Regions from separate parts of the Mus musculus genome. Here region 2 is linked to region 1. A link is a loop called in an ENCODE intact Hi-C map of the cell type or tissue named here. Cell type or tissue: left cerebral cortex. All regions are shown on one strand. Links, peaks and the distances in the headings refer to the core of each region. The heading gives the core; the rest is flanking DNA. Region 1 has its middle 48 kb from the start of Gm23186. Region 2 has its middle 43 kb from the start of Gm34507.

Evidence for each region. A loop is a pair of places that touch in the nucleus more often than their neighbours do. Peaks named below come from ENCODE experiments on the same cell type or tissue, not always from the same donor. Only the 100,000 strongest peaks of a DNase experiment are listed, where the experiment ranks them.
Region 2: it touches region 1 in a loop (2.3-fold over the local background); 1 of 42 quality-filtered maps calls a loop at or near these places.

Annotation. Positions count from the first base shown.
Region 1 is chr17:4,720,238-4,731,201 of GRCm38, forward strand. No RefSeq gene overlaps it. Among named protein-coding and RNA genes, the nearest start is that of Gm23186, 48 kb to the left of the region's middle. In left cerebral cortex, for the core only: no CTCF peak of the experiment used is centred there; DNase peaks (open chromatin) are centred at 5,064, 6,298, 6,874 and 8,276; H3K27ac peaks cover 1,023 bases.
Region 2 is chr17:4,860,109-4,871,072 of GRCm38, forward strand. No RefSeq gene overlaps it. Among named protein-coding and RNA genes, the nearest start is that of Gm34507, 43 kb to the right of the region's middle. In left cerebral cortex, for the core only: no CTCF peak of the experiment used is centred there; DNase peaks (open chromatin) are centred at 1,120, 5,718, 6,275 and 8,138; H3K4me3 peaks cover 706 bases; H3K27ac peaks cover 956 bases.

The sequences.
Region 1 (10,964 bases), core at 906-8,905:
ATCTGGTAATCTCTGGTGTCAATATTCTAGCTGTCTCTGGCTGGAGCTTGTTCCTCCTGTGATTCTGTTCGCCTCTGTCAGCACTCCTGGGAATCCAACTCTCACCTGAGTCCAGTGGTCAGAGCACTCTCTGCAGGCAAGCTCTCCTCTTGTAGGGCAGTTGTCCAGAAGTCTGGAACTCTAATCCACCTCCTGAGTCCTGGGGTCAGAGCCCTCCCTTTAGGTGACTCTCCTCTGGTAAGGAAGGTGCCCAGGGGTCTGGGTCTCAGCTCTGCCTCCTGGCTGAGGATGAAGGTCCTATGGGACCCTGTCCAAGAAGCTCTGTTGCTTCTGTCACCCACATGCTCTCCAGTGATCACAAGGTCCTGTGTATGCTAGGGGTCCTGCGGAGTGGATAGTCCTTTGGGGCCCTTGGTGGCCTCTGCCGGGTTCAGGCAGAAGATGGTGGAGCTGGCCTTGAGACAGATTCTTTCCCAGAACCCAAAGCTTACCAATTCTGCGAGATAAATGGCCAGAAAGCCCTAGGGACCTTCTACCCTCACTGCCTGCATCAAGGCCTTCCTCATTACCACCAGCTTTTTATGTGAGTGTTAGAGATAAGGAACTCCAGTTTTATCTTCACATGGTAGGCATTATCCTGACCAAGCCATCTCTCCAGACCCTCCAGTGAAGGTCTCAATGATGAACACAACCACAATCATTGGCTCTATTGAGCAGTGGTCCTACACTAGGCACAGTGATGTAGCATCTGGGAAGCCTTGTGGCTTTCATTTCTATATCCCAGGGGATATCCCAACTCCTGGGCAGTTTCCTCTACTTGTTTAAGACATTTAGAAACTAGATTTGAGATGCAATGAAGAAGAAACTAGCAGGCTTTACCAGCAGAAATATCACTCACATTAGGAATACCAGGGAAGACATCCAAAGTCTCTGGGCCTGCAGAGCATAGAGAACATGCAGATAATGAGTGCACAGCCAGGCAATGCTACTAGCCTGAGCTTCCCTATCGCAATACCCAAATTTTGATTTATGGGTCCCGACATTGAACCCCAAGGACGCATCAGGACACAGGATGCAGACTCTGGCGACAGGCTAATGCAGACATTTTCAACATCACTACAAAGCCAAATATCTTTGAAAGTTTAACCTCTGATCTACTATGGCCTGGTGTAAATGGATAATCAGACCTGCAGGTATTAATTAAACTCATGGTTCTATTTATTTAGGACTCTGGGGATTGAGCAGACAGCAAGTAGCAATAAGTACTTCTGAATGTTCTCTTTGGCTTAATTACTGTTCCATAGTTAGTCCATCAAATTGATATACAATCAACAAGGCTGTACTTACTCCATGGCACTGGTTTAGAGGGAGAATGCTTCAGGTCTGCCAACAGCTCTCTCTTATATTAGCAGAGCCTACTGGAGATGCAGGACAGGATAGACCTGTGGAGGTCTTTCATCCAGCCTACACATAGCCATTTGTCAGAAGTGCCTCTCCCCACAGATCTATTTAGACACAACCTTGATTGGCAGTAGATGGTTCTTCTCACTAACCATGCCATCAGACTCGGCCTCTGTAGACAGGACCAAAAGAAGAGCAGAATTGTCAAGTGTGTCTGGCTTATAGGGCTTCATAGATGACCACCACTGATAATTAAAAGTGCAGATTCCTGAAATCTAAAGGGACTCAGGAGGTTAATGGACTCATTTTACACAAGATGAAACTGAGTCCAGAGAAGCATGGTGGTTGGACTAGGGTCACACAATGTCTGAGTAAGACTGTTTGGTAGACTCAAGAGCTTTTCAAGTGAGCTTAATTAAAGTGTGATTTATTAGGAGAGAGGACTCTCTAGGGATCTAGCCAGAGTATTTCATGAAGTTGAAAGTTATGAGGATTCCCATCTCTGCTGATCCTCCTATGGATCTGTTTCCTCCTTATATCTGGAAATGACTTAAATGTTGTGCCTTGTGGCTGCAGCTGTCATGTGGCTCTCTAGTTACCATTGTACCAAAAGCTGGTCACAGCTTCAATGCCCAACAGCTTCCATGTGTCTTCCAATTCTATAAATTATGGGCTTCAATGGCTCATCTCAAAACCAGAGTTCAGACAGGAGAATATAAACAGCTAGGAGCATGGGCTACCTATTCCCACCTTCTGCATGCCCTGGGGTGGGAGAGGCCCAGCAAAGCTTTGTGAAAGAGAGACACCTAGTATGGTGGGATTACAACAATGATGTCGAGATTTCCCCTTCCCACCTGCTATCTTCTACCATCTTTCAGTGTTAGTTCAAGGCTCACTATTCAGTTGACAGGGACCAGAATTCAGAGCTGGAATTACTTAAGTGGTGGAATATATAATGTGGCCTTAGGACAAGCACAAAAAAAAAAAATTTAAAAAAACATAGTAATAAGCTCCTTGATGTTTTGTCCACATTCATAAATATTAAGAGGAAAGGAGGGAGAGAGAAAAGAGGGGAAAAAGAGAGGGGGGCGGGAGGAAGAGGGAGAGAGGGAAGAAAGGAGGGAGAGAAGAAGGGAGGAAAACAGGGAGGGAGAAGGGAGGGCATGGGTCAAAGGGGGTAGGGAAGGAGGGAGGGAAGGAGGAACCGAGGAAGGGGAGAGAAAGAGGGAGGAAAGGAAGGAGGGGGAAGGGACAAAGGGAGGGATGAAAACGAGGGGAGAAGGGAGAAAGGGGGAAGGGAGGAGGAAAGGAAGGAGGGAGGAAAAGAGAGAAAATCAAAGATAAACAAAAGTAAGTGGCGCTCAGACAGCACACTTCCTTCTGCGCATGTTCATGGAAGCTTCTGCTGAATAGAGGTCCCTCCGAGGGGGGCCATCCAAGTCATGAGCAGAATGTCACAAAATCGCCTGCTACCACATGATCCAGTAATGATATGCACACTTCACCCCTAGTAACTGAATTGCATCGGCCAGAGATGAATGCTGAGGAAAGAACTGACCACACCCACCCTCTGAAAGACAGAGGGCAGGCATCCCCCTGCCTCATCTCCCATGCCCTTATACTTAGTGACTGAGGCACAAGTTTATTCACATTGCTCTCTCCTCGCTCCCTCTTTTCATTCTCCCTACCTGAGCTTAAACAAACCCAAGCAGATAGTAATGAGAAAATACATATCATAAATATCAAAATTCAAAATCTTAAATTTGCACTCATTACATCTGTGGGAAATGTGCTCAGCTGGTGGTTAGGGGAAGCAATCTCTAGTCCTCTGCAGGGGACAACAACCCACCTGTGGGACAAAATGAAGTGTCATTTTGGTCCCAAGTGTATAGGTTCCAATAGGTGCTGTCTTGATCTCTTTTCATGGATACCCAGTCATGCTTTCAGGAAACTAAGTCATTCTAGAAGTTTCCATTTATCTCCAGAGCCAGGCCACAGGGGATAACTGCTGGGTGAGTAAATGGGCCTGTGCCAGCAAGCTTATTCTGGGCTCTTCCCTCTGGGATCAGTTGGCTTGTGTGGGCCATTCATTTTCTACCACTGGATTCTCAGTAGAATACAGGAAATTGAGACCAGAGAGGTGGACCTTGACTTTCTCCAGCATTAGCATTCCTTTGAAGAGGCCATTGTACTCTAGGGGGACTTTCCCAAGAGAAGTCACTATCAAGTTAACTTTTTGTGAGAGGACATGAGAGTCAATGTTGACTATGTCTATTCACCCCAGACAAGGTGCCGAGGACACACCAAAGTCCAACGAAGTCCAATCAGTCGGTTTGCATGGCTTCATCACAGAAGCAAGATGGGAGGTCACGTACCTGAATACAGATGACATCACAGGCAGCAGAATTTCGTAAAAGTCTCAGGCTAGTATGGGTGACCATGTCCCAAAGCTTCATAAACGCCTCTGCCTGTCAGTTAATCTCCTATCCTCTCTACACTCTAGTCATCACAGCCACCACCACCCAGGACTAGGGCAGAAGCAAGGCAGCAGGGGGCCTAACAGAGAGAAGACATGTAACCCCAGGTCAGGGTGTAACGGCTTCCTCCACCCTTTTTTCTATGACAGAGTGCAGATAGGCCTGATCAGATGAGCCAAGTCATGTGTGGGTCAAGCCAAGTCACTGCTGCCCTTGTAAAGATAACAGTGGCCATGCTATGCTCAGAAGACAGCAGTCCACAAGTACAAAAGTTAGGTACATAGTTAAGAGTCTTAGTTTATCACTTAAAGCCTACCCTTGAACCTGGTCCTGGTTTGTAAGCCTCAAATGATTCTGGAACTAAAATAACTAAGGCATTTCAAGTGTGGGATATAAGGCAGGGGGGATAGAAGTACCAATTATCTCCAAATCCACCTACCAACTCCATCTTTATAAAATATAGGTAAAGAAATGGATGGACCAAAGAGATTGAAGCCGCTGTCCATGGCCAGAGAGGCTATGGCTGGGATTATAGCCTATGTCCTCTGGCTCTAAGCAGGAGTCAGTTGTGCCTGAACTGAGCCTCACACAATCGTGCTAACTCCTTCTTCAGGAGCCTTCTCCTCCCCAGGATCTCACAACTGAGATCCCTGGACTTAGTGCTGGGGAGCCCTGCAATGCTATAAGAGAGAGTAGATGCCTCGTCGTGATACACTGAATGCTGTACCAGCAAGTACCAGTAGTCAGTAAGCAATGGCTGAAGTTAGCATGCAGTAGAAGAGAAACACACTTCAGGACCGAGCATGGTTTCATCGCAATAGTCACACCGCTCTTTCTTAGGGGTCCTAATGGTACCACCAGAACACCAGCAATGGCAGCCAATGCAAGCACAGGAAAATGCACAGCCTCTCATTCGGGAGCTCTCTAGCGTTCTACAATAACAGCACTCATTGATGACCCGCCTCACCTGAAGCCTGAGGCTTTTTGATGAGAATACTACAGAGTTATGTGACATTCCATAAATCACACCATAGAAAAAAGCTTGGAGCATTTTCTCAAATCTGTATAGAATCCAGATCTTTTTTTTTAATCTCTTTTCACCAGGCTGGTTGAGTGGTGGGTGTCTGGGTGGGTGGGGTGAAGTGAATGACAAGCTGGTGAGAAACTTCCCTCCCTCAAAAAAAAAAAAAAAAAAAAGGAGTCAGAGAGACATCATTTGGGGAAGTAACAGGTAGATCACACATTAGAACTGTTGATGAGAAAGGTTTAAATCTGCCAGAATCCTGAATTCAGAACAGCCCTGGCAAGAGTGGGAGGAAGGAGAACTCAGCTAACCTCTATCTGTGCAGGACTTTCATCCGAGGCAGAGCCCAGAGGGGCTTCTCTGTAGTTCTCCTCTTTTAACTTCCTGTAGCCAAAAGGCAGACCTAGATGGTGCTGTGGGCCTGGGAGCCTCCTGAGCTCCCCATCTGTCCTCTACAATGTCCTTGTCCTTTCTCAGCCTCCCTACACTGTGACTACCTCTCAGTTATCTCTTCTCCCTGCCACATTAGGAGACGGACAGATAGATGGACAGAAATTCAGAGCCTGAAAACATGAAAACACGGGAACCATGAGTGTGATGGAAAACTTCCTAAGAACAAAACACAAGCATACACACACATGGAAACATACATGTACATATATGCACATATGCACATATGGACGAACAGACACAAATACATACAGACACACATGCATTCATTCATACACATGGGTACATAGATACATATATACATATATATATATATATATAGAGAGAGAGAGAGAGAGAGAAACAAATAGACACACACACACATGCACACACAAATGCATACACACAAACACCTAGACAAAAACAAAAAACATACACACAGAGACAGACACATAGACACAACACACATACATACACAAAACACCCATATATACACAGACACACACAGAGACACATACAAACACACAGACATACAGACATTCAAACAGACACACACACAAAAGCACACAGACATACACATACACACACAAACACACACAAAGTCATGCACACAGACATACATACAAACACATACACACATAAACACACAGAGACATGCACATATACACACACAGCCATACAAACACAGACTTATGAACTCATACACACACAAGCATACAGACATAACAAACACACACACTGAATCTGGGCTTTGAAGGAGATATTTCATGATGTAGCTCTCAAGCCATCGGAAAAGTCCAGGCTCAGCCTGACCTACTTAGGCAGCGTTCTTACCCGCGTCTCTGGCAGAGGAGATGTATATTTAGCACAAGGGAATGACGCACCCTCAGACCCACTCTCTGTTTAGAGAGCACAGCAATTTTTGCCTTTTTACATCCACCCTCCCCAACTGTCTCCATGAGCGTGGATATGTAAGTTAAACGCCTCTAAAAACCCGTGAGTTCCAGGAATTCTGCAGAAATGCATCCCCGCACTCACTGAGTGCGTGGGCTAAAATGGCTTAAAAGGAAAAGACCAGACACAGCTGATCCATGTTTGCTCTCTCCTCTCAGTTGGCAAACCAGCTGCCTGGCTCGGCTGTTGTTAATGCACAGCGGAGATTTACTGAGGCTCCAACATGCAAACGACATAAATTTAAGCCAGGGAAGGCTGGGTGTGCAAAGGGAAGGGCAGAGTCGACGCTATTATCTTGCTGACTCAAGCCAAAATAGACATTAGTTACAATTACCTGGGTTTTCAGGAGGAAGCCTTTTTAACCTTCATTATTGGGATAATTACTTCAACTCTCACCTTTTGTCCACGTAGTCAAAACCTGAAAAGTTTTACTCCTTTGTAACAGTCACCTCAAACTTTTTCAGACATGGTGGCCATGGAGATAAGACAGACCACATGCAGGTAAAGAGCATGCTGCACAAACAACATGTGGCTTGCTTCAAAGGCATCCTCGAGAGAAAATTGTGCAAAGTGTCTAAGATTCAAATCCTTGTGCTGAAAACAGGAAAGGCAAAGTTCAGGGCCCCAGGGCCACTGCTTCCATGAGCTGTGCATGCTTTACCCAAGGTGCACTGTGTCTGTCTCCCCAGCAGATGTTTGCTTGGTGAGTTTTCTAACCCTAACTGTGCTGACTAGAGAGAACTGTTAAAGGATGGGATGATATGAAAATGACAACACTAGCTCTGCAGTGTTGGAAATGGATCCTGTGTGTGTCAGACATTGGGTTCGTGTGTGTTAGACGTGGGGTCTGCATGTGTTAGTCATGAGATCTGGGTGTGTTAGGTAATAGTGTCAGACAAGATCTGTATATATTACATGTGGGGTCTGAATGTGTTGGTCGTGTGGTCTGCATATGTTAGATACGGGGTCTGCATGTCTTAAATATGGGGTTTCCATGTATTAGTCATAGGGTCTGTGAGTATTAGATGTGGGTCTGCATGTGGGGTCTGCGTGTGTTGGTCATGTTGTCTGCATGTGTTAGTCATGTAGTCTTCCATGTGTTAGCCATGGGGTCTGCATGTGTTAGTCACAGGGTATGTATGTGTTAGACACACACTAAACCCCATATCTGAGCTAACTTCCTTCCTGAAGTCTTCAGACTGGCAGTGACAAAGCAGGAAGCTAATATGTGCTTGCTGTGTAGAGCCGATTCTTGTTAAGACCCAGCGCCCTACAGTTAAACAACCACTGTGGGCAGCTTTGCAGGTGCCTGGAGTCCTCCTGCTAATGGGATGGCACTGGGGTTGGAGGGCGAAGTAAATGAAATACAACTATGTCAGCTTCTGCTCCATTAAGAAAGGGGAAGAAAAAAATCAATGTTTGTCAAATATAGAAGGATAAAATCAATAATGAAAGAAATTTTATTTTCAACCTTCTGAGGGAGTATTACAAAGAAGAAAGAGTGAAAATTATTATTATTTATTGATGTATATAACACCTTTTGAAAGCCTCAAAGTGTTTTATAGGATTACAAACTGCCTTCATCCTTTCCTGCGTACAGAAGGCGTGGTCCTGCTCTTACAGCCCTTGCTGGAAGTGGCAAATGCACGAACTTCCAGGGCAACATGATGTGGCCTCTGCAGGATGGATATTTAACGCCAGAGTTTGCTTGCTTGTTTGTCTGTTTGTTTGTAACAGAAAGGAGTCCCTGGTGCTGTACAAGGTCAGCCGCCCTCATCTTATGGAAAGTTCCCAGGGAGGGAGCGTCATAACCCACGTTTTGTTGGCTAAATGAGAAGCACAGGCTATCTCTCCACCCCTCCCCAGTGTTCCTGTCGGTTGGAACAGGGGAGTTGGGGAGAAGCAGCCACCTGCTGCCAACATCTTAATGCAGTTCCTGGCAGAGAGTTTTGATAGATGGCTTCAAAGCCAAGGGTATGAGAGGCTGAACAAAACTTTCCAGGGGACGAATCATCAGAGGTGTGAGGCAGGAGCAGGCGGAGCCGCGGAGGGCTGCAGCTGTCTGGGAAATCAACGTTGGAAATTGTCAAAATGAAATCCTGTGAGACAAACCTTTCTGCTTCCACGCATCTGTTTCCTTCTCATTTGAACTTTATAATAATTCTTTAAGAAAAGAGAATGAGAAGTGCTTGCCCAATGTACACAGGTTGGCTACATGCACGTGGGCAGCCCAAAAGCACCTGGCTTTGTTTTTCCAAGAAGGGCTAAGGACGAATCCTAGCCTCTTAGAGTCAGAAAAAAAGAAAAAATAAGTTAGGTAGTTTTTGTCCCAAATTTTAAAAAGAAGCCTTTCCACAGAGGGAGGTGGAGTCATTACTTTAACATTGTGATATTGCTGGAATGAAACTTGACAAACAACACAGCTTTATTTTGGCTCCTGGTTTCAGGGAGTTTCAACTCATCATGGAGGAAAAGGAAAAGGTATGGCGATCCTCTCACCCACGAGGACAGCAGAATGTGGCAGAGGCTGCTCACACCATGGCAGATCAACTAGCAGAGACTACAGCGGGAACCAGAGAGGGGAAAAACCTTTCAAACCTCCCCAAGTGAACTGCCTCCGCCTCCGCCTCCGCCTCCGCCTCCGCCCCCGCCCCCGCCCCCGCCCCCGCCCCCGCCCCCGCCCCCGCCCCCGCCTAATAGGCTCACCCACCTCCCACAGGTTCCACAGCCTCCTAAAACTGCCTCACAAGAGCAGAAGGATTATTCAAACATGAGCCTGTAAGGGACATTTGGGAGTCCAACCATAGCAAAGGATAAATCTAGAGATGAATTTATTGCTTTGTAGAAATTGTATCTACTCATTCAATTACTATTCCATCTCTTAATTGTTAAAATACGAAAATCTACCTCCATATTGACATCGACCACCTTCTCCTTCTTGTCATCAAGAACCTCGATCTGCCTCACCTACATGTGAGAAGGTAGGATGGGAAGTCCACCCTTGTCTGCTCTTCAAACAGCCATCTCCTATTTTCTCAAGAACTGGCTCTTTATCATGGTCTAGTGAGATGCATCAATCGATAAAGTGTTTTCCCTATGTTGCAAAGACACGAGTTCTATCCCATGAACTTATGAATAAAATAAATAAATAAAACCTGATCATAGTAGTACTCACACAAAATGACAGCACTCAGGGGGTGGGGCCACAGTTCACTGGCCATCCAGTCTAGCCTACTTAGCAAACATGAGGTCAATAAGAGACCCTGTCTGATAAACACAAGGTAGATGACGCTTGAAAAACATCAACTTTGTCCCCTGGCTTCTACATGTATACACACACACACACACACACATGCACACAGACACAGGGGGAGAGAGAGACAGAGAGAGAGAGAGAGAGAGAGAGAGAGAGAGAGAGAGAGAGAGAGAGAGAATGAGTCTTGTATTATGGTTTCCAGATATTAAATAGTTCCAATTTGTCTCTATTTCATATTAAAATATCATGCTACTGACTCATTAAATATTTCAAATATCACCTGGCATCATGGTAATAAGACTATTTCTTCCCTCCAGCTTTCCAGACATCTCTAGACTTGCTAGTCACACATGAGGTCTTTTCCCACCACCAATCCCCTCTCTGTACCCTGCTGTCAGCTATAAACACCAGAGCCAAGATTGAAATCCTCTCTTCTTATTCACAACCTACTTTGCTTGAGATTTTGTGAGTCCTGATCCTGTCTCTTGGTGTCATCTACACATCTCTGTTTTAATCCTGCATCAGATTTGTGGGCTACACCTTCTACATCTTTATTTAATCCACAAATGAACCAATTCAGTCAGAGCCTGGAGCAGAGCCCACACCAGGTACCGATGGCTCCCTGGGGCGGCAGGGGGCGGGGGAAGTAGGCGGGGGGGGGGGGGAGCACCTGTGTATGAGTCCATGCTGATTCTGAATTTACCAGCTGGTTTTCTCTTCCCTTCAGCCGGCACAGTTTTAGGGTCAGCTATAGGTAATGGTTACTTTAAAGAACTCAAATAGATGATCCCCAAGCCTAATAGCTTGCTGCCTTTCCTGATTGTTGTACAAGACTCTGAAGACTGGGTCCCACTACGTCTCTGCTACCAACAATATAGGTGTTAAAGGTTTGTACCCCAATGTGTAGCTATGGGCAAGTAGTAGAACCTTAAAGACATTAAAGGCTCGAGTGAGCTCTTTAGGTCACTGGAGGATACCTTCGCCTTCACACTCTCTCATCTCCCAGCCATCAGGTGGTAATCACACTACCATGCTCTCCTGCTTTGTTGAGCGACCCTGTGGCAGGCCCAGATCAACAGGCCACAGTCCAAAGCTTAGAACCTTCCAGGTGACACAGAGGCAATGGCAGCTGAGTGTATTGCTGATGCTCTTTGCCAGGCTGAAGAGGTAAAGGGAGTCCAGCTGAACTGCCATGCTAAGCAGAACACAAGCCTGCATGATCCTCTGTTCTCAGCACAGGCAGGGTCCCATGGTAGTCAGCTGAGCTGGTCCCCTGTTTATCACACTTCCCACTTAAATCAAAAGGGCTTCTGAAGGGGAGGGGGGAGTGAATGGACTCTCCACAGTCCTAGATCAGTCTGACTCACAAACACAGACACAGCAGCTAAATAGAGACAGACTCCATCCACTCGGGTCAGCTCGT
Region 2 (10,964 bases), core at 1,064-9,063, 140 kb after region 1:
ATTTTCACTTGTTTTACAAATTATTTTTCAGTTTACAAAAAAAAAAAGTTCTTCAGTGAGTTGTCTTGCAGTGCCATGCAGCATTGCCTATAAATGGAAGCATGTTTAGCTGCTAAGCCAATGATGACAGGATCCCCAGCAAACAAGGCAGGGGAGGCTGCTACACTGGAAAAGTGCTTGCCTAGCAAACATGCCCTTGCTGGTTCCTAAGCATTAACCTAAGAAACACTGGCTATCCCCACCTATCCCCACATCCAGGAGGTAGAAGTGAGAGGTTCAGAGTGTCAAGGTCATCCTGGGATACTTACCCAGCCTGGGCTACATGAGACTCTGAAAAAAAATAGAAAAGACAAAATACTCTAGATATATGGAGAAGTGCTTAAACTTGGTGAATTTAAATTTAATCATTTTAATTTTGTCCTTTCATGCCTTTTTCGTAGACATCTGGTGGAGCTTCCAGTTAATTGCTCTTGAAGGAAAGTTGATGACTAAGAAAATAAAAACACACTAAGCCATTATTGAATGAAACAGAACCTATGGGTCACATTTGACACCAGAGAGGTTTTAAGGTCCCTTTTGCTTTGTGGTTTTTGCACATCACAAATGTGGCAGAATAGTACATTCTGTTGATGAAATTGTCCCCAGCTGACATGGAATGACAGAATGTTTCTTTCTTCTGTGTTTGCATTAAAAAGAACATCAAGACTTCAGGTGCACTGCCATCTGAACAAGAACATGAACAGCTGGACTGGCTCCCTTCAAATGTGATTTTATTTATACCACTTCAATGATACGCTTTTCAGGAACACATTTATTATGTACGCTCTCATGTGCCCTTTTATTGTTAAGCTGAAATCTTTGTTCTTATAGTTATTTGCCTACTACAAAGCAATAGTGACACAGCTCAGGAATGCCACATCCCTGAGAGACATGGGCCAGGAGTGATCCAGGAGAAGTCATGCCCTTGGCTCCTGTATGTCATCACCTCTGCCCTGTAGAGGGCCAAGGGACATCTCTCAGCAAAGAGAGAGGAAATTAGTAAGAGGACCCAGGGGGGCATGCTGGAAACACAAAGCTGGGTGTGAGCTGTTGGCAGAGAGAATGGAATGTAAAGAGGCTCCAGGGATGACTAAATCTCCCTCCCCGCTAGTTGCTAAGACAGAACTTCGCTTCTGGAAATAGTCAGTTCATGTACCAATTATGTATCAAGCTAAAGAGGCCATTCAAGGGAATGGCTAAGGAATGCGAAATGGACCTTGAGTGAAAGACATCCAAGAATACAGGGATAGGGCAAGATAAACAGTATTCTATGGAGCCCAGAGATCAGCCAAGTTCTCCACTAGAGGAAGTGCCTCTTCCTCCAAAGCCCTTACACCAGCTCATCCTAAAGACCACCCACATTCATCCATTGGACCACCAACCTCTTCACCCTCAGGACCATCAACCTTCACCCTCAGGACCACCAACCTTCACCCTCAGGACCACCAACCTCTTCACCCTCAGGACCACCAACCTTCACCCTCAGGACCACCAACCTCTTCACCCTCAGGACCACCAACCTTCACCCTCAGGACTAACAACCTTCACCCTCAGGACCACCAGCCTTCACCCTCAGGACCACCAACCTTCATCCTCAGGACCACCAACCTTCACCCTCAGGACCACCAACCTTCACCCTCAGGACTAACAACCTTCACCCTCAGGACCACCAGCCTTCACCCTCAGGACCACCAACCTTCATCCTCAGGACCACCAACCTTCATCCTCAGGACCATCAGCCTTCACCCTCAGGACCATCAGCCTTCACCCTCAGGACCAACAACCTTCACCCTCAGGACCATCAGCCTTCATTCATCCTCAGGACAACTTACACACATGGACAGAGGTCATTTGTCCCCTGGAACCCCAGTCCTCAGCCCATCACTCTGTCTCCTCCCTCATTGGACCATCTGTGCAGTTCAGACTTTGTTCTCCCTTTCAGGTATGTTAATTGTAAATCTGTGGCCTTTTTCTTCCAGTGTCAATATGCCCAAAAGGATGCTGAGAAGTCTAGGTGGGCTTTTAGATGGCTTGACAGCTCCACAGTTGTAGTGGTGCCTAATTAATCCTACTCAAATCGATCCCAGTGGCATTGTCCGCTCCTTGCTACCTACCCCTGTGTTCTGGGTTCCTGAATGAAATACACACACACACACACACACACACACACACACAGCCCTTATATTTTTATATGCCTTAAACAGCTCAATGGCTGGGCCTCTTCTTAACCTCCACCTGACTGATCCAACCCCACCCCAATGTTCCTGAGTTATTACTTACTAATCCTATATTCCATCTTTGCTGTCCTAGACCCCGTCAAAGGGTCTGCTTGGGGGCTCCTTCCCCCACTCCCACATTGTGGCTATGCTCTCTGCAGTGTACCTCTCAGACATGGTGTCTCTCCTCTTCCAAAATAACAGCTCTCCCCTCCTTTCTCTTTCCTCCTTCCTTGGTCTCTTACCTGGGAATCCTAAAGTCCCACCCTTGTCTCCCTGCCCAGCCATTAGCCACTGACAACTTTATTTTCCAATCAAAACAACTGGAGGCCGAGTTCCCTCAGGGACGTGTGGATTCTCAGGCAATTTGGGGGGCCCAAATTAACATAATACAAACAACATGAGACCAAACCCACACCACACAGTCCCTAAGCATACCTAAGAGAATTCTGCCTGTCAACAGAAACTGCACGCTGAGCATGTGGGCGCAAGGGAATATGTAACTATATAAGTGGTCGAGTACATTTTGTGTAAAGAGAGGAAGGACGTCTTCATAAGGAGCACCAGTTCAAACTGCCAGAACCCAGTGGATATGCATTTACCAGAAGGTTCCAGACGGAAGAAGTCAAGAGGAGATGCCTATTCCCGTGCTTCTACAGACTGTCATTAGTGCCTGGTCATCCAGGAACAAGTAAATGATATCGAACTGTTACAGAAAACATTTGCAGAGTTCTATCCACACATGTCCATGTAGTTATTACACTGTCGTCAAGGTGATTATGACTAACAGCCCCCCTCACTTAACAGGTACAGCCGTGGACAGGGGCAGTGCCAGCAACTCAGAAGTCTGAGGCAAGAGGGTTGAACAAGTCCAGCAGTGGATTGCCAGCCTGGGTGGCACAGTGAAGACAGGATCACCATAGCTAATGAGCACAGACCAGGGTGCACTGAGCTAAGCACTTCATGCCTTGTACCTTGCTATTCAGTTCAGCAAAGTAGATGCTGCTGTTTCTCATTCATGGACACAAGAATTTAGGCTGGGAAAAGCGCACTAGCTCACACTGACTCAAGATACCAGTGCCTTAGAGCTATTTGGCATTGATAAAAAAAAAAAAGTCATAGAAGGTCCCCAGCTTTACAACATGGTATAACTGATAAATCTAGAAATTCTGGGAGGGAGGTAGTCCAGCAATAAAGTGCTTTCTAGCAAGCACAGGGTCCTTGATTCAACCCTTCCCTGCCCCCATCTTTTAACCAGACTAGCAAGATGGCTCTGTGGGTAAAAAGCACTTTCCAGGAAGGCCTGAAGAACTGAATTCAATCCCCAGAACCCATGTAAAGGTTCAAGAAAAGAGTCACTCCACAAAGTGGGCCTCTTGCTTGTGCATATGCGCACACGTGCACACACACACACACACACACACACACATACACACACAGACACACACAGACAAACACACATACACACACACAAACACACACACATAGACAAACACACACACACACATACACACACACACACACAGACAAACACACATACACACACACAGACTCACACAGAGACAAACACACACACACACACACACACATACACAATAAGTCACTGAGGTAAAGTTGCATCATGTTTGGGGAAGACCTTCAGGCATTAAAAACTACTTTAAGAAGATTATTATCAGAGACGGAGATGTGGCTCAGCAGTTAAAAATCAGCTGCTCTTCTAGAGAAACCAATTACTAGTACCTGCATAACAGCTCACAACCATCTGCAACTCCACTTTCAGGAATCCAGACCTTCTTCTGGCCTCTGTGGGTACTGTACGCACACAGTGCACAGACATACAATCAGGCAAAACACCCATATATGTAGGATAATAATTTTTTAAGAAGATTGCTATTTAATCAATGGTAAAACAAAAACTTAAAACTAAACTTTAATCCTTAGCAAATTAGTGTTCGGCTGGCCAAAAGTGCATCTTTGGGGACTGATGATCCTGGGTAGATAAAGTCACCATGCAAGTAACCAAGAGACAGATGGAGGATCGAGGTATCAGTCAGGCTACAGTGGCTGGCCAGATGAATGCAAAGGAGGAGAACTGGGGAGCCGTGTGAGACCCCATCTGCCCAGGAAAGAGCTTCGGAGAGAACTGAGCCGCAGGAACAGGGCTCCACTCCCATCTGAGCAACCTCACCAATTGTTCAAGAGTGTAGTCATGGACACAATGAATGAAGTGTGTGTCTAGGTGATAGATCTATCTGCTGCAGCAACATTTGACTCTTCCCTAATTTTGAAACTTCTGACTCTGGGCCCCACTGTGCACAGATACAGCCAGCATCAGAAATCTGCCCACACTTCAGCCTCGAGGATGGAACAAGGCATCAGGAAAGGCAAACCAATTCTCTTTGTCTGCTGTATTTATGCTGTGCCTCAGAAAACCAATAAGTCTGTGACCTTGTCCTAGACACACATACGTTCTTTTAATGGGCTTCCTCCTCTCAGGCAGGAGCTCAGCATTGGAAGGGAGGCCAGAGTGAATTTTCCTTTTTGGAAACACGTAAGAGTCTCCTTTCCCAGCTTTGTTTGGTTGGTTGGCTAATTTGGTTTGGTTTCTCCGTTTTTCAAAGCACACATGTGACAACAAACCTCTTTCTTCACACGGTGATATTAGCAAACCCGTACACACAGTTCTTCCTCCCAGCACCGCTGGCTTGGTTTCATCTAGCCATAGACAACCTGCCGCTGAGCTTCAGGCCAATTCCGATTCTTATCAGCGCCATTAGAGGTACCATATTTCTAGCCGTGTTCCTTTCTGACCCCTTGACTACCCTAGTCACATGGATATATGGATAGACAGAAAGACAAATAATGAGATCCCGCAAGTCAATAGCTTCTCTCAATCTAGTGCTATAATTAAGAAAACCCTGCTTTGATTTCCCTGCCCCTACATAACTCTTGTTTGGGGCTGAACACTATTGAAACTGATTTATATCACAGCACGCTATGAAAAAGGCTTTAGACACACAGGAGCTTAGCCACAAACGTGTTTAATTTATATGTGTGTGAATACGCTCCAAGATTTCGCTCGAAGGCACCTACACGCAGACAGGACAGAGCCCATACATGCTTTGTGCCGGACTCTGCTCTCACCAGACACCTGCTGTGTACCTGGCGCTGTTCTGGGGCCACACTTTCAGGGCAGAGAAAAATGGTAAACCTGCTGGAACTCCGTGCTGTGTTTTCAGACGGAAAACCCATCCTTTCCTCCCTCCACCCATGAATCAGTCAAGAACAAAAAGAAACTAGTCTGAATTTTTTTTTCCCCCTTTATTTCCAAGTAGCTTGGGAAGAACCAGGCAGAGAGCCAAAAAGAGGAGAGGTTTTACCGAGGCAAACCACCGCTCTGCTTGGCTTTGATGAGAAAAATAAAGAGCAAAGCGCACGGCGTACAGAGGCTTGAAGGCTGTGCGTAGGAAAGGGGTGTTTTTACGGATGACTGCCGTGGGCAAAACAGCAGATCTCATCAAAAGCAGTACACACATGGACGTGCCCAGCCTCTGGGAGAAGGAAACTCTCACAGACTGCTTTTTCTTCTACAGTTCGGCAGAGAATGTAGACAGCCTTACTTTGCATAAAATAGTTTTCACAGCCTCCCATCCTTCACAAGGAGAAAAAAAGGACGAAAGGCCTGATCCCTAAGACAAACCATTCAACCCAAACTACGCTCAGACTTAACATTTGTTCCTCGTGTGCCACCACACTGGGGTGGGGGGTAGGGATTCCCGTGTGCATCCACGATTACATGCAACCAGAAATCAACCCTGACTTGGCAACCAGTGATCCTCTAGCCCCTTTCCCCGCCAGTTTCACCGCCTGTGAGAGTCGGATTCTGCAGCAAGCAGCCTGCTATCTATGCAAGAGGGCAGGGGATGTGGCCTCTGTGCCCTCCAGGCTCACTGGTCCCACAGGAGTTCCTACCCAAGTTCCTCCTCTCATTCCTCCACCACCATCGGCACCCACCTCCCATGGGCTCCAGATGTCATATTTTTGGAAGTCTGAACGCAGACACATGTCTGAGCAAGCAGGAGTGGGTAAGGAATCTGGGAGAGGAAGCAGGGTCGGGCTTCCAAAAGCCTGGGAGGAGGGGAGGGCTCTCCTAGGGAGCGCTTCTACACCAAACACTTAGTAACAAAAGAACAGAGTTAACTAAGGAAGAGCTGAGAGGTACAAATCATATCACAACACCCACGCAGAAAACTCTGGGTGTTAGCATTGTGTCTAAGCTCCACCCCTCAGTTACCTGGCAACAGCCAGGTTGGCCTGACCCACTATAAAAAGGGCTGCTTGCCCCCTCCTCGCTCTCTTGCCGGCTTTTCTTTTTGCTCCAGCTCTGTCCCTTCGCCCCTTCACCCCCTCTCTCCACGTGCTCATGGCTGGCCTCTGCTCTTCTACTTTCTACTTCTCTCCTCCTCCTCCTCCTCCTCCTCCTCCTCCTCCTCCTCCTCCTCTTTCTCTCTCTCTCTCTCTCTCTCTCTCTCTCTCTCTCTCTCTCTCTCTCTCTCTCTCTCTCTCTCTCTCTCTCTCTCCCCCTCTTAACTCACCTCTCCATGCCCTGAATAAACTCTATTCTATACGATACCATCATGTAGGGGAAGGGATGCCTTGGCATGGGCCCGCTGAGGCACCCCCTTCCCCCACACCTCACCACACCTCCATAGAACATATCCCCTCCTCTCTTTATCTTTTTATAAACACATCACTGGGTATTAGGGGAAAGATACCAGCTCTGTCGGGAACCTTTCAAAGATCCCAGAAGATAGTATCTTAAACCTACTCCAGGCACAGCTGTTGTCCAAGTCTCTGTCTACCTCTCCACCTGCAGGTAATCTCCAAGTCTTGGCACATGCCCGCACCATGCTGGGCTTTGTGGGTTATTCCGCTCACTTCTCATGGCACCTCCTTTGGCATCTGTACCATTACTACACCACTGCTGCAGACCAGGGAAAGAGCTTGCCCAACTTAGCCCAGCCAACACAGATCAGAGCTTTAGTGGGCAGCCATGTGATCCAACTCAGGCCTATTCACCTTAGACCGTGAGGCTCCTACCGGGTTTTAAGGAGCAACCAGGAAAACTGAATACATTTCTACCCTCAAATATGAAAGCCAACTAGTTTAAACTCTTATCAACCCTGTAGAGTGAAGGTATACCCAATTGTCTAGTCAGCCTTATTTAGCAGATGTCAAAGCAAAAGGAATACAGAAATAAGGTTCATAAGTGAGCAAAATCCCTATTAGAAAATTAAACTTATGAGGTAAGGCTATGAACTCAATGTCTTTTAATTGCACTAAGATTGAACATCTAGGATGAGCCAATTCAGCCAATGACAAGGGAGGAGAGCTCACAGGGGTAGAGCCTCCTGCTCACAGGAGGGTATTCTCAAGTTTCTCTGTGAAGCTTGTCGGTTCTCTCCTTGTGGACGCCAACTTATCCCTCTGGTCTGAATCCAGATTCCCCACCCTGCCTTGGACTCGTTTCCTTTCTGTTTAGCAGAGATAGACGTGGTTTGTGAGGGTTTTTTTTTTCTTTCCTGCTTCTTTCCTGTTCACATTCACCCCACTTCTTTCCTCTCCCCTCTTCCCCTCATGTATGATAAAGAGCTGTCGCTCTACTTTTTCTAAAACCAGCCCCTTCTATCCAGCTTCTCTGCAGGCTGGCCTCTGCTTGGAAACCTGCACTACCCTCTCCTCTTAATGAACACAATAAATAAATAAATCTAAAACTGTGGCAGGAGAGTAAAGTGGAGAGAGAAGAATTAATATTGGCATAGGAAACAAGCCAGTTGGCAGAAACACTGGAAACCGCAGCCGCCAAGGCCAACCTGGAACAGAGCATGCGCCAAGGCCAACCTATAACAGAGCATGCGCCAAGGCCAACCTGGAACAGAGTATGCACAGGAATGCACACACTTGGAAATGACCCAAAAACCTGTGGTACTGCAATAGAAAAACCCCAATCATTTATATAGTCTTTGCTATTGAAAGTCTAACCTTTCCTGACTGGGTAGCCCTTCTCCTTGCCTCCAAAGGCTTTATTAACTAATTCTCTCTGTGTCTACCACTATCCACATGCGGCAGCTCCGAGTCCTTATTGAAGGGCATAGAACCTGGAAGTGCCAACAAGAGCCTTCCAGTTCCCGATATCTTCCTAGCATACAGCCTTCCTTCTGCCCATGCCACTCCCTGTTGCAAAGTTTACAAAACTCCCTGACTCACAGGAGTTGCCCCGGGTGTCACTCGCCTAGATTCCCCGGCGCTTTCCCCTGGATGTTAACTGCGGGTGTATAAGGTACTGAAATTGTTCCCACCCAGTTTGTTTGAAGGATACCACCCTAGTACCTCCTAATCTGTACCCTGACGACCCAAGCCGTCAGCTACCAGCTCAGCCTGTGCCCACCACCCACACTTTTGAACATTGTACGCATCTGCCCCAGAAACTTCTTTCTGGCAGGGATCCTGGATAACACCAGAGCTAAGGCAAACTTAATGTCTGAAGATTTCTTAACCTAACTGGTTCTGGCTTTAGGGCTGGCCATGAAAAATCTGGCAGGCCACTTCTAAGGCAGGAATGAAGACTCGGGATAACCCGCTAAGGGACAGTCCCAGCTCGTACTTTCTGTTGCTGACCTGACTCATACACCTGCCAACTTCCTGCTGCTCTGGTCCCTGTGCCCAGTATGTGAAGCGTTACTGCAAAGGCCACCAGCCACTTCTGCGGTTGTTCATGTCACCAAGGCTAAAGTCAATGAGAGACAAGATTGATGGCTTGTCCTTGAAAGTGTAACTCATCACCACAGTTTCTGGTGTGCCCCAAATTTTCTGTGTCTAGCTTTCTCCCCAACTCCTAGCGCTTCTAACTTAAAACCAGTACAAAGGAACTAGACTTCCACAGACTTTATGCCAGCTTTCACACTACCCTCTGGTCTAGTTGCTGCCTGAAATCCTATTTGCATGCCCCAGCCAGTGGCCTGGCTTCTCTGATCCAACCTGCCTGGATCCATACTGGTAAGGGCAGGAGACTCTAGGGGACATTAAAACTGGCACTAGCTTATGTAGAATTAGATATGGTTAGGTTTCCAGGCATCAATGTCCTGTCACTGACAGTAAAGAGAGGCCATTAGTAACCTGTGGTACACAATAGCAAACATATTCACTAAACTATCACTTACAAGACAAGGCTTTGGGTGTCCACATGGTGGTTGCTACAATACATGCGGTCAAAATAAGAAGTGTGTGATGCAGTTGCTTGCCTTAAAGAATTTAGCAAAAGAAAAAGATTCATTGAGGGCTTTTAGTTCACAGCTTTACTAGCTAAGAGACCAGAAAGCTCCTCAGACCATCCCAGAGGAAGACTTATCTCCTAGAATCAAAGCTTCTAAGATCCAACCCTAAGTCCAACCCAAAAATGCAATGCATGCAAGAGCCCTGAGTAGCACCCAGGTCAGAGCTTCCGGCCCATGGATGTAGCCCTTTCTTCCTGTCTGTTTCTCTCTGAGCTCTTCCCACAGAAAAGCCACCTGAAGGGTCACTGCTAGAGAGTCGCCTTGTGGAGACTGCCGTTTCTCCCCCAACCCCATTCACCAGTCACCATCGTCCAGTCACTGGCAAGTGTCAGGCGCTACAGTGTAGAGGACGGCCTTGAGGGCATTACATGCATACCAAAGAACCCAGAAGATGCTGTGAATGTCTGTCAAAAGTTTCCTAGGAAAGATGAATGGGAATTGGATCAGGTTAGAGAGTCGGGCTCATCTGTTAGTGTGGGTGCACAGTAAATTATGTATAGGTATGATGAGCAGACCCTAGATGCCATGTTAACCTGAATGGTTGGAGGGTCTCTTGAAGTTTATACAGTTGAGTTTCGACATTACTTTACTCATTGCTACACCTGACCCTGTTGGAGGGTACAATCATGGTGGAGAAGCATGGTGGCTGGATTGAAAGGTGGCTGGTCACACTGAGCATCCACAGTGAGGAATTCACAGAGAGGTCACCATCTCGCTCAGCGCTCAGCTAACTCTCATCGTTACCGGGTCTGTGACCCCAGCCCACATAGCGGAGGCACCCACATTTAGGATGGCTTTTTTTTTCTCCATCTCAATTGACTCAATCTAGAATCTCTCTCAAGAAGTGTCCAGAGGCTTAACTACTAAGTGATTCTAGATTTTGCCAAGCTGACAATCAGTATACAACACCTCAGTTTCCTGAATCAGGATCAGGATGGCTTCTATTGACTGATGTTGGGTGTCAGAACTTCCTTGAAGAAAGTCTAAAGGGTAAGCAGAGATTTGGGAAGGATGACCATGCAGTGGCCTCAAGATGTAAACCTTCCCTGCCTCGTTCTTAGTATGCCTGGTAGGAGGCCACAGACAACTCTTCTAGCAGGAGATGAGCAATGGACAATGGAAGGAACCCAGGACATCATATACCATGGCTCTTCTCTGTGGGCCATGGAAGCAGATGACCTCTGTCAGCACACTGGACCACCAAGTTCATTAGGGTGGGAATGTACGGAGAAGGGTCACAGTCACAGAAACTAGGTTGGCATCTTGACTGACATGGGTGGCACTGGAAAGCAGAAGTCTGGATCATTTGAACCACAGAAGTCTTTGGTATTGTTGGAACTGGAATGGGCACACAATTGACTCAGTCTTCCAGAGA